Regions from separate parts of the Homo sapiens genome. Here region 1 is linked to region 2. The links are chromatin contacts, found by Hi-C or POLR2A ChIA-PET in ENCODE. All regions are on one chromosome and are shown on one strand. The core of a region is the stretch at or near the end of the contact, and the rest is flanking DNA. Distances in the headings are between cores, read along the strand shown. Region 1 has its middle 77 kb from the start of MIR221. Region 2 has its middle 120 kb from the start of LINC01204.

Region 1 (6,786 bases), core at 1,626-4,125, 47 kb after region 2:
TTCTGAATATGCTTTTTGTGCAACATTGTTTCAGACTATAGGAAGCCAGCCTAAGCAGTGTTAATGCATCCTGATGTTTTCCAGCCAAACATCTAATTGAGTTGATTTCTATGACATTTCAAAGCCACCCACTCAACTTCAAATTTTTAAAAACTTGGAATTGCACGTCTCTTTTCTGTTGCCACCTAAACAAAACTCAGCACACACCACATTTTTCTTTGGAGAAAACAATAACCCTCTGAGAATAAGGAAATGAAGCTTCTCCCTCCCATGAAGACCCAAGTAAAACAGAAGAATTATGGCTGTTAGAATATAATATATAAAATCATTGAGACATGCAAGCACCATACTTCTCTATATATAAGATTTAAGTCATTTCCAGTTAAGGTGAAAGTTCTACCTGGACTTGAACAGAGGCTGAAGATCTGCTCAACTTTTCCTACTCACTGCTAAATTCCCAGCACATGTCAAACAAACTCTGATTAAACAGAGTTCCCAATACGGCACATGTGAAATGAAGGGTATTTGCAGTGGGACAAATTGCTGGATCACTGAGATCAAGCACTGAGCCAAAGTGCTTATTACCAAGCACACGTGGTAATAAGCAAAAGAATGGGAGCAGTATTTGAAATCTTATGTCAAAAAGTACAAAAAGAACTATCCAAAATATAACTAGGGTTCTAGCTGCTCTATTATCAACCAAGTGCAAGGGAAAATAGAGAGCAGGGTAGATATATTATGCACTTACTGTGAAAAGAAAGCAGGCAGAATTAGCAAGGCTTAACATCTTATCTAGTTACTGTGAATTTTCAGTTAAAGCTTTCAAAAATTAATATAGATGAAAGCCTTCTTTGCCCATTGTATCAGGGGTACTATCCCTGATATCTGGGCCTGAAATCTGACTCCAAGATGTTTTATCTGTGTTATCTTTGGCAAATTACTTAATCTCTTTGGTCTCTGTTTCTTCATTTGTAGAAAGGGAATAATAATGATAACCAATTTTAACATTGTTGTAGGGATTAAATGAGATATCGTATTGGAAGAGCTTAGCATAGTGCCCATTATAAAGTTCAATGACTGCTATGATTATGATTACGAGTATGATTTTTACAATGCAAATGTTAGTTTTGATGGCTTTTCAAATGTGGCCTTGGCCAGAGAATCATCACGAACAGTTAGGATCAGCAGAGGGAGTCAGTTTCCCCGTGAGTGGGCATTGGGAGGACCAGGTTAGATGAGGGGATGATATTTATAAAAGTGGGTGAAGTCCTGTGAATTTTATGGGCTTATTGCCTTTTCTGTGGGCCTGGACAGTTTTCAATCCCTTTTGCAAATTGTGGTGGTAAAAGTAGCTAGCTGCCAACTCCCTCTGGCCCTCACCACCTTTATTATGATTGAAGCAGGCCAGGTGTGGTGGGTCACGCTTGTAATCCCAGTGCTTTGGGAGGCCAAGGCAGGATCACTTGAAGCCAGGAGTTTGAGCTCTGCATGGGGAACAAAGCAAGATCCTGTCTCTACAAAACATTTGAAAATTAGCCAGGCATGGTGACTCATGCCTGTAGTCCTAGCTACTTTGGAGGCTGAGGCAGGAAGATCACTTGAGCCTGGGAGTTGGAGGCTGCAGTGAACTGTAATTGTGCCACTGCACTCTGGTCTGGGTAGAGACCTTGTTTCATAAAAAAAAAAAAAAAAAAAATCATGATCAAGGCAAAGGTCTGAATCTTGATAGGAACATTGCTTTATCAGACTGCAGAGTCCTGCCCACAAAGCTAAGGCACATTTTATTTTACGGAGTCCTGCTCACAAAGCTAAGGCACATTTTATTTTACAGAGGCCTTATTTTTGTCAAATGTTTTCCAGCCTTGAGATATGGAGGCTGATGTATTTGTTGACTCCTTTCTTGAAGGAAAATAGGAAAATGGAAATTCAGCCTCCATGCCTCTTCACAGCCTCCACCTCTAGGGATGATGCCCCTCTCATGAGCAGAAGAGACCTTCATCTACTTCAGGAGTCTCAAACTCAAATGACTATAGTGGCACAGGAATAAGTGAAATAAGCCAGGAGATTGGTAAGCCTCGCGATGATGTAAGAGCTTGACCCTCTTTAGAGGGAAGCTCTGGCCAGTCGCTTTCATTGAAAAATATAGATCCTGTGGTGTTATATAATCCAATTTGCGGAGAAAACCTACAAATCTAGATTTTTAGATTGAATCTCCTAATTTCTAACTGCTGGCAAATATTCAAGTTTTTAAAAACACCACATGAGCCCAAGGAACAAATATTTCTATTTGTCAGACATGGACCAAGGATTGCCAAATCGTGACACTTCTCTACGTGGTACAATTTCAGGTTCCTGGGGAGGTTCCTTCTGACCCCAAACATGTCCCCTACCTTCTGCTACTCCTCTAGAAGTTTAGCAATCTTTCCGATGTCTAAGGCCTCTCCTTCAAGACACAAAATCCCCCTTGTGGGGAGCATATTGAGCACTCATCACTCATTCGCTGCTTAGACTATGTTAGTTCACCACATCCACTTGGGGAATGCAGGAAAGGCGAAGTTGTAGAGGTGGGTGGGAGTTGGGAGTCCAGTGGTATGAACACCCAGAATTCTTTCCTCTGATACTCACTAGCTATTGTAACCACAAGGAAATCACTTATTTGGCATTCACTTTAATTGTGAAAAGGGGCTATATAATTACTACTTCATGGAATTGTGGCAATAATCTAGTGGAATAACATATAATGAATGCCCAGCATCATGTAGACTGCCCTTAATATAAGTTTAATCTGGGCAAGAAGAAGGAATGATGTTCTGGTGCTCCAGGGAAGTTGTAAAGTTGGGGTGTGGTCACAGAGGACCTCTTAGAAGAGGGGTGAAAAGGGTGGGAAGGCAGGAGGGAGCTGTGAGCAGTCAGTGTATCATTCTCTGGCTAGCAGCCCAGCTAGTACAAGGAGATAATGTACTAAGGGAGAAACAGTCACTACAATAATAAGCCACGAATGCAGCCTGTTATACTGACCTGCATTCGAAGCTTACACAAGTCTAACTCATCCTTCCAACATTTTTGGCCACTATAGACTCTCGATACTGTTTCTTTGACTTCTTTACTCAAATCAATATTCCATACCTATATTTCTTACTTGTGTAACACATAAGTGAATTGTAAGCCAAATCCTTTGCTTTATGGAAAAAAATAAAAACAACAAAACCTCTTAATGTTTTATGCTGCACATAACTCAGGAGACATCAAAGAGAAGAAATTTTGATCAGAATGAAACCATGTTGGGATGTATATGGCCAGGACAGGATTGTAGAGTTGGGGAAGGGATGGGAGATGGACACAAAGCTCCATCAATAAGACAAAGGAAAATGACAAGTGAACTGCGTGTTATAAAATCACACAACTGCAGGTTGACTTTGTAAAAATGCCCTCATGCCTATAACGAAGATATCACAAAAAGGCACAAGAAATCATGGGCCATGTACCAAAAACACATTTCCAGATCTTAGTTTCTATCCCGTGCCATTGTTTAGCTTATTCCAGCAACAGGAGCCTGCAGACTTGTCTGTTTTAATAGTTCACAAAGAAGGAGACTGGATGTTATCCAGGAGGCAGACCACAGGGAGACATGGTTCCCAGTTGAGTACTGAAATTCCCACCCGCGCCCCCATAAAAACACACACAAATGTGACTGTGCATGTGTATACATATTTATGCGTAGAGCCAAAGTGCTTTGAATTTGTATTACTATAGCTGACAAATCAAAGATGGGCCAAATCTCCACACTCTGTGTGTTTTATGTGGTTGGTCTCTTGTCTGAGGCAAAAGATCAGGCAGGATGTTAACCAGGGGTCCAGATGTGGCTTTTCAGAAAAACACATTCCTTAGCTTGGCTTCTGTATGTCTTAGTTGCCAAGATCCACTCTTCTGTGTTCAACCCAGCCTCACTGCACCAACCCCTCCCCTGCCTCATCTCAAATGGCCACCACAGTGGCTGGCTTTTATGCTGGAGCAGAAAAAATGAAAGCCTTGAGAATATGTACTCTGCTCCACAGGTAACTGGAGAAGACATGTCAAATGCAATCCACATCTATATGTCAATTTCTCTCCATATGTAAGTTATTTTTGCAGAAAATATTGTCTAAAGAACTCTCATCACTGCATTTGTGCAAACATGGCCATAATTCCTGAGGTTTGGATCTCTGATACAACAGGTGTTGTATTCAGTTTGATTGTCTACAATCTCAGATGATAAAACTGGCCACACTATTAAGGGTCTACCTTAATTTTATTAAATTCAAGTAATGCTTTGTTTGGAAATTTCAAAATTGAAAACAAATACAGGCTGACCCTTTAAGAAACCTGATTCAATCTGTCACAAAGCCCAGAAATCTGTATTTTATAACAAGCGAATTGGGTGTTTCTGACGCAAAGAGTTCCCTGAGCTTACTTTGGGAAACACAGCTCTGTTCCTTTATATCAGCAGTTCTCAAATATTTGGAGCCCAGAATTTTTTTGCACATTCAAAAATTATTGAGGATCCTAACAAGCTTTGGTTAATGTAGGTTATATTTATTGATACTTGCCATATTAAAATTAAATTTGAAAAATATTAATCTATAAATTAATTTTGAAATAATAATAAACTTATTATAAGTTAAATATTTTATGAAAAATTGCTATTTTTTTCTGAAGCAAAAGAATTAGTGAGAAGAATAACATTATTTTACATTTTCAAATATCTTTACTGTCTGGATTAATAAAAGACAGCTGGGGCCAGGTGCAGTGACTCATGCCTGTAATCTCAGCACTTTGGGAGGCCGAGGTGGGCAGATCACAAGGTCAGGAGTTTGAAACTAGCCTGGCCAACATAGTGAAACCACGTCTCTACTAAAAATACAAAAATTAGCTGGGCATGGTGGTGCGTGCCTGTAGTCCCAGCTACTCAGGAGGCTGAAGCAGGAGAATCGCATGAACTTGGGAGTCAGAGGTTGTGATGAGCCGAGAGCGCGCCACTGCACTCCAGCCTGGGCAACAGAGTGAGACTCCATCTCAAAAAATAAATAAATAAAAATAGAAGACACCTGGATTCTCATATCTGCCTCTAAATTCTAGCTGTTGCAATATGTTGTCTTGATCAAAGTATATATGTAAAAAATATCCAGCTTACACAAACGTGTAGTTGGATAAAGGAGGGGGTATTTTAGTAGCCTTTTTAGATAATTGTGAATATTCTTTGAAACTATACCAAAATGCGAGTGGTAGCTGCATAAAGGTTACTTGCAACATAGATCTGAGACCATATCAATGAGCATTTCATCATCTGTTACATTAAAATTCATTGTTCTATTTTGTACTTGAAATATGTATTTTTTTACTCACGAATGATTTTATAAAACTATGAATTGGTCATGTGGAAAATATTGGTTCACCAAGTTATGCAGATATCTCAAATGTTGACATTTTATTATATACATTTTTGAATCATATTTGTTAATATAAACAACAATCTCATCAGAAAATGTCTTTACATATTGGGAAGCTGACAAGCTCATGGGGGCAGATATAAGCTTTCCAAAATTCCAATTTTTTTCTTGAAAGCTGGAATTTTATCTTTGGCAACGCATATTGCCAGTTGTTTTCCTTGAAATAACAAGCTCACTTTGTTCATTTTCAAGAAAATATCTGCCAAATACCCAAGTCTGAACAACCATGATTTATCTATCAGTCATTCATTCAAGTGAAAATGGTTGTCCATGAAAAAACTCAATTGCACATGTACTTTTCCTTGAGACAACAATTGAGCTTGAGTACATAGTAGAAGTGCCTTATGCATACTTTCCACTTTGCCATACAGAATATTAAAATAAAATAAAGTAAAATAAAATAAGAATGTGTAGGCTCAGAGTTTTCTTGCATTAATTCAAGCTCATGTTTGAGAATCCTGAAGCACTGGTCGCTCCTGATACCTCTGGTCAGATGAAAGTCCAATGTCTACTGGGGATTAGGACTATAGCATATGAATTTGGTGGGAAAGGACACAATTCACTCCACAATAGAAGCATTCTATGATTTGCTGTCTAGGGATAAATTATAAAAATTCACCTCAAAAGAAATTGTCTAGGTTATACGTGGCTCACCCCATTTTAGAAGAAACTATCAAAATCTGGAGAAACACTGTCAACAACAACAGAAAATACACACCGATAAAGAACACCTTCTCACAACAGTGGCCAAATTCAGTAGGGACTCAAGTCTAATTTGGTGGGCCTTATGTTAATTAACTTGGTTTAATTATTCTGCAATGTATACAAATATTGAAACATCACATTGGGAGGGCAGACAAGATGCTGACTAGAGGCAGCCAGGAAGATCATCCCCAACAAAGAGCCTGGGACATTGGGAACACTGGCACACTCCAAGCAGATCTTCAGAAGGAAGGCATCAAAAGTGGATGGAGGGAGAACTCAGTTGCTGGGCTGAAGCAGGAGGAAGCTAGGAACCCTGCATGGTGCTATGAAGCACCGGGATTTGTTCCTGGCCCACAGTGACTCCTGGGGAAGGGGTGAGTTGAACAAGTGAGCAGTGGCCCACTCTTGTCACAAACCTCTGGAATCCTGGCAGCAGGAGACCCCACAACCCCCATGGACACTTGAGCTGGCAGCAAAAGCTCCTTAAAGAGGTGATAGGGGCAGGATTCTAGCCTGTTCAGAGCCCAGAGAGTTTAGTGCTGGAATGTCTGTGATGGAGCATGGCCAGAGATACCCCTCCCCCAAGGCTTGCCAC
Region 2 (6,806 bases), core at 3,160-5,659:
ATCAGTTCCAATAGGTTTTTTGGTGTATTATTTAGGATTTTCAATACACAAGATCAGATCATCTAAAAATAGAAGTTGTTTTACTTCTACCATTCTAATCTAGATGCCTTTTATTTCTTTTTCTTGTTTAGTTATCCTGGCTATAAACTCCAGCACAATATTGGATAAAAGTAGTTAGTGTGGGCATCTTCCTTTTGTTTCTGATATTGGGGAGAAGTTGTCATTATTAAGTATGATGTTAGTGGTCAGTGTTTTGTAGATGCCCATTATCAGAATGATGAAGTTTCCTTATATTCCTAGTTTGTTGAGAGGTTCTTTTTTATCATGAAGGGTTGTAGGATTTTATCAGATGCTTTTTCTGCATCTATTGACATGATCATTTGGTTTTTGTCCATTATTCTGTCAATATGTGGTAATACGTTGATTGATGTTAAATTAACCTTGAATTCCTGAGATAAGTCCCACTTGGTCATGATATAATCCTTTTTATATGTTGTGAGAATTTTGTTGAGAATCTATATTTATGATATGGTTTGGTTCTATGTCCCCACCCATATTTCATGTTGAATTGTGATCCTGAGTGTTGGAGGTAGGAGCTGGTGGGAGGTGATTGAATCATGAGGGTGGATTCTAATGGTTTAGCACCATCCCCTAGTGCTGTCTCATGATAGAGTTCTCATGAGGTCTGGTTGTTTGAAGGTGTATAGCACCTCCCCTTTCACTCACCCTCTCTCCTGCTGGTCAAGTGAAGATGTCCTTGCTTCCTCTTCATCTTCTGCCATGATTGTAAGTTAGTCCTAAGTCCTCCTCAGTCATGCTGCTTGTAAATCTTGTGGAACTGTGAGTCAACTAAACCTCTTTTCTTCATAAATGACCCACTCTAATGTAGTCCTTCATAGCAGCGTGAGAACAGATTAATGTAATTTGTAAGGAATAGTGGCCTGTAGTTTTCTTTTATTATGATGTTTTGTCTCATTTTGGTATCAGAGTGATACTGGCCTCATGGAATAAGTTAGCCAGTGGCCCTCCTCTTCTATATTTTGGAAGACTGTGAAAAAATAGTATTAAATTGTCTTTACATGTTTGGTGGAATAAATTAGTAAAGCTATCTGGGAATGACCTTTTCTTTGTGGGAAGTTTTTAGATTACTAATTCAATCTCTTAAACATCTATTCAGATTTTCTGTTTATTCTTGAATCAGTGTTGATAGTTTGGGTCTTTCTAGGAATTCTTCCATTTCATCCATGCTATCTGATTTGTTGGCATACAGTTGCTCATAGTATTTCCTTATAATCCTTTTTATTTCTATAAAGTTGACAGTAATATCACCTCTTTCATCCTGTTTAGTAATTTGAGTCTTCTCTCTTTTTGTCTTGGTCAGTCTAGCTAAAGGTCTGTCCATTTTGTTAATCTTTTCTAAGACCCAACTTTTGCTTTTGTTGATTTCCTCCATTGGTTTTTTATTCTCTATTTTGTTAGTTTCTACTGTAATCTTTATTCTTTCATCTGCTTTCTTTGGATTTAATTTCTCTTTTTCTAGTTTCTAGAGGTAGAAAATTAGGTTATTGATTTGAGATCTTCTTTTCAATATAGGTGTTTAAAGCTACAAATTTATCTCTAATTACTGCTTTAACTGCATCCTACAAAATTTTGTATATTATGTATTCACTTTTCTTCATCTCAAAGTATTTTCTAATTTCATTTGTGAGTATCTCCACATTTTCTGCTATTCTAATTTCACTCCATTTTGGTCAGATAACATACTTTGTATGACTTTAATACTTTTAAATTTATGAAGGCTTGTTTTACAGCCTAGCATATGGATCTGTGCTGGAGAATGTTCCATGTGCAACAAAGGTGAAGCACTATTCATCAGAACAAGCTGTTTTACACAGTTTTCAGGGACATAATCCACTACTGATATAATAACTTTATGGAAGAGTTGGATTTTTCGTCTCAACATGTTCCATCTGGTCTCTGGAAGAATTATTTCAGGTTGAAGTGGAAACCTAGCAACTATCTGGTTAACATGATCAATTTAGACAGCAGGAGGTCTGGCTGACTTACAGAGCTTAGCATTTAGCAACAATGAAGAGCTTGGAGTCTAGGTTTTCTGCAAGGCTAAAAATAGTTTGTTAAGAGACATTTCAGGAAGTTAAATAGTCACTTCCCCGGGATTCTTCTCTTCAAAAATCAACAAAGCTAAAATCTCACATATCTTCTTATTTGACCATTGCTATTAACTATGCTGTAATGTCTTCCCACTATTATCCAATTTGTCATTTGCAAGACACAGAATAGAGCTGGAGGTGGTTCTTCCAGAAAGCATTGTGTCAGGAACTTACTAGTATCTCAAATAGTCACAGCTTCAAGGAGGTACATCAACCATACTGAAGGATTTTTTGAAACTATGTATTGTATAAAATAATATGAACTCCATGAATGAAACAGCATGAAATACAAACCACCTGATATGTGTGCCCGTCTGAGGACAGGTTACAAATACATTCTTGTCATTAATTTGTTCACTTTTAATTTAGTGTAAATGTATCTTTGACTAATGTAACTGTTTTAAAAAGAGCTTAAGTACCAATAAAAATCAAATATTTCAAAAATTCTCATTTATTTAAATAACCCAATAATATTGTGTTGCTTATATGTATATTTTGAGAAAAACATTTTTAAAACAAATTTTTAACAAGAGATACTAGAGATAAGTTAAATACATCAAAATATAAAATATAGTGCTTATTGTGTCTGTTTCTAGCAGTAACATTATGAAAAATGTATTATCTTAAAAAGACAAAGATTTTATATGTGAAGAGAAAATATCTGGGAAGATCTATAAGAAAATAGTAACAGTGTTGACTCTGGAAAGAGAATCCAGGGTTGGCAGGGAGACTTACTTCATATTTTATATATTCATTATATAATGGATTTTATAACATGTAATGCATTACTTTAACAAAAAAGAATAGTTGAAAGCCAGCAAGTAAAGCTAAGCTTCTGCCACTTTGTTAACCATTTCCCCTGGCCACAGGCAGAACTTGATAGGAATCTAATGCATAGAATTCACAGCAGTTTAGAATTGGGGACTTTAAAGATCATCTGTTGTATTACATTAACTATTTCCAAACTGGTGTTGAGTTTGCTCAGTTCACCTGCCAGTAAGTAAAACCACATTCCAGTAGAGCTAAAGAATATGGGCAGCTCTTGAAATTCACCTTAATGGAATTTGAGCTATAGTTGATGGTGTAGATTTCTGCTTTATTCCTTAGTGTCATAAATGCCAGGATCATTTCTTACAGAAATGGGTAGGATGAGTAGAATAGGTGTTTGCCGTGAGTCTTCCATCTCCTCCGTAAGTTCCAAACACATTCCATTACAGATTCAGATTTTTGAATGAAGGCACTGACATTTACTGAAATGCATAAGCTCTTGTGGGAAACAAGCAATGAAACTTAACCATGAAGAATTAAGTCTATTAATTATTTCCTGAAAGTTGGAAGCAAAAATATGGGGAAAAGGGGAGGAGAAATTGGGAACACCATGGAGAGGAAAGAGAATACTGAAGAAAGCTTGGTCCACTTTCTCTTCTGCCTTATTAGTGTGTAATAAGCTTTAGAAAGTGGGTTTTGGTGGTAACTTTAGCCCGTCTGAAGCTGGACAACACCAGCAATTTCCCCAAGTCCAGTACACACACACACACACACACACACACACACACACACACAGTTTCCTCATTAAGTCCTACTCATCATTGAGGACTTTAACAATTCTTAACTGCCCATGGCATACTGACTACAACATCTCTCATAGTCTTTATAGCACTATATTGTAATTATTATTTTTCTTCTCTTCTTCACCAACTCTTAAAATCTTTGTGGGCAGTGACTGTGTCTTCTATCACAGTATCTTCTAACACCACATCTGGCATATAGTAGGTGCACAGTAAATTTTTATTGAGTGAATGAATGAAGAAAATGAAGCCACTTAGCTGCATTTTAACACTAAAACCCTAAATTTTTCTCCAAAAAGAATATGAATTTTTAAAGAATTATGAACGTGTTCCCCTCCCAACAATGATTCTTACGAATTTTCCATGGCTATAGCTTGCGTGTGAGTCTTACAAACAGCATTTGGCAGCAGTGTCCTTCCATATTTTCCGGGAAGAAGGAATTCTAAGTGATACATATTCAAAGAATTCTCAGGTTTTTGCATGGGTATGAAGATTTGGAGTTGGTGGGGAGGAATGGTTGGAGGAATGGGTGATAGAGAAGAAAGGAGTGAGAAGGAATATAAAGGACCAGTCACTATGGGTGGGGAAACCCAGGGTAAGAGCTGACAGAGGTTGGCAGAACCTCCAGGGCAAGTTTACTTTAGGTTGGCTATTCCCATTTCAAGTGTACACACGCCTCTGGAACTCCCTAAAGCCATTTGGAGGGGAAAACCACACCTACAGCTTCTGAAATGAAAAGTACCTCCAGGCCTCCAGAAATTAGTCCCGTGGTCTTACTATTACTCACTTCCTAGAAAAGTCATAGCTGGTCTATCCTGACCTTCAGAGCCTGCAGGAGTACAAACTCATTTTCCGAAGAATGATGATTCAAGAAGAATTTAGAGAAATCACTCAGGAAAGCCTCAGAAACAAATCTTTTTTGTCTTTTACTTTACTAAAACCTTCATGAACATTTTTACTGGGACTTTCTTTGGCAAGTTCTGGGTGAATCAGCATGAAAAACAAAAGCAATGTTGAAATTTAAATCTGTAAAGGATGTCATTTCCATTTTCTAAAAACTGCTCAGAACTTGAATGCGAAGTAATGATACATGCTTTCCAGCTTCATGTGAAGTCATACTTATAACCTGCAGCTTGGCATCATCTCTAGTTTTAGTGGTACTATTATTACCTATAGTTCTTTATTTTCTTCAACAACTTCAGTCTTGTTTTCCACCCTGGCATCGGTAACAGTAGTTCACCTTTAGAGAAAATATATTTACATTACCTTTACGTGTGTATGCTTACTTAGCAAGCAGAAAGCCAGTTTTGAGAATACTCTGTCCATTATTTCCTCCTCCCTTATGCCAGACTCTTGAGATTTTAACATTTGAATTAAGGCAAGGTTCTTTCTTCCAGTCTGGTTATGTCTTTTCAGGCCAAGTGAGTATGGCCTATGGATTCAAGCCCTAGATTGTAGCAAGTAGAAACTTGTTGATAGTCCCTCCCTGAAATAACTGCCATCAACCAAAAGAAGCAGATAATCCACTTTTGTGCTTAGGGCAGCATGTTTTGTAGATGCCATGCTGCAGGCATACCTATGTGGGCTTGTGAGAAATGAGGAATCTGGCCTATGTGCTTCAGCATCTGCAAACAAGCAAGCTCACAGTTCATCCCAGTCCAGCTCTTCCATCAGAGGATGACACATGCACCATTATTTTAATAAAGTCCATGTGTTGTGAATGAGTCTCATTCATCAATTGTCCCCCCAAAAGTTTTATTTCTTGCAACCACTGCATTTCATCTTTCTCACAATGAATTCATATTATAGGTACTCACAGATGTATATATTGACCTACCAATTACTTCAAAAGAAAAAGAATGGAGAGGGATATAGCAAAGAGATATAATAGAGATAGATAGATAGATAGATAGATAGATAGATAGATATAGATAGAATGCTTAAGGAACCACTGAATCAGTAAATCAAGCAACAAATGTGGGTGTTACTGGCATGCGTAGAATGATGGATGGATATTCTAGGAGCCTACATTAGGAGGACACTAAAACTTTCACTTTTTTCATCCCCTGTCAAAGCTCTTGAGATGGTTAAATTTTTACTAACAGGATGTTTTCATTAAGAAGGAAAAAACCCCACATAAATGGTTGAAAGCTAACATCTAATCAAATCTAAGGATTTTCCCCCATTCTCTCATTTCTGGAGCAGATTGGTGCAATTTATTTTCCTGCCTTGGGCAGTTCAGCAGCAGCTGAGGTTGTAGTCACAACTTAGCAATGTGGCTCATGTGACTTATCCAAATAAGAGCACAATTAGCAAAATGTGTTCCCATAAATGGCAGTTTAAACACTAAACTCTGGAGAGAATCCAGATGAAATCTAACACAGAACAGCATGGGGAAAATGGTAAGTTCTGGTGAACTAAAATGCATTGGTCATGCCTTTGGCTGGAGAGGGTCAAAGTCAGAATGACTTGAGAGTTTTTAAAAAGTCACTACTAAAATTCCCAAGCCAAATAGCAGTCATTGCCTATAGCACTTTGTGAATGGGAAAAAATATGTAAGCTCTAAATGTTAGACTCAGGAGAATATTGTATTTGTCAGACTAACAAAGCACTCTAACTTCAGCATTCTAAATTTAGAACCAATGTTGAACTGTTGGAGTTCTGTGTCCATAAAACTTTGAACTATTGGAGTTCTGTGTCCACAAGGGCTGAAAAAGGAAACTTCTTGGTTTTCACTCCCAGAGCCTGTAAGAATAAAAACTCGGCCGGGAGCGGTGGCTCACGCCTGTAATCCCAGCACTTTGGGAGGCCGAGGCGGGCGGATCATGAGGTCAGGAGATCGAGACCATCCTGGCTAACACGGTGAAACCCCGTTTGTACTAAAAAAAATACAAAAAAACTTAGCCAGGCATGGTGGCGGGCGCCTATAGTCCCAGCTACTCGGGAGGCTGAGGCAGAAGAATGGTGTGAACCTGGGAGGCGGAGCTTGCAGTGAGCCGAGATGGCCCCACTGCACTCCAGCCTGGGTGACACAGCAAGACTCCGTCTCAAAAAAAAAAAAAAAAAA

The links. A loop is a pair of places that touch in the nucleus more often than their neighbours do. ChIA-PET counts read pairs that join two places held with the same protein, here RNA polymerase II (POLR2A). Pooled maps may share reads with other maps.
Region 1: a loop to region 2 is called in a map of mammary epithelial cell, with 2.9 times the contacts of the local background. The contact joins two enhancer-like sites. A Hi-C loop is called at or near these places in 3 of 168 maps with a recorded cell type or tissue (endothelial cell of hepatic sinusoid, mammary epithelial cell and sciatic nerve) and 2 of 50 pooled maps. POLR2A ChIA-PET finds 5 or more read pairs at or near these places in 3 of 52 experiments (AG04449, AG04450 and activated naive CD8-positive, alpha-beta T cell).

What each region holds. Positions count from the first base shown.
Region 1 is chrX:45,666,321-45,673,106 of GRCh38, forward strand. No RefSeq gene overlaps it. Among named protein-coding and RNA genes, the nearest start is that of MIR221, 77 kb to the right of the region's middle. Within about 2 kb of position 2,876, at least 3 of the 41 ENCODE cell types and tissues checked have a DNase peak (open chromatin) inside an H3K27ac peak, as active enhancers do; they include mammary epithelial cell, where a contact is called at or near this core.
Region 2 is chrX:45,617,387-45,624,192 of GRCh38, forward strand. No RefSeq gene overlaps it. Among named protein-coding and RNA genes, the nearest start is that of LINC01204, 120 kb to the left of the region's middle. Within about 2 kb of position 4,410, at least 4 of the 41 ENCODE cell types and tissues checked have a DNase peak (open chromatin) inside an H3K27ac peak, as active enhancers do; they include mammary epithelial cell, where a contact is called at or near this core.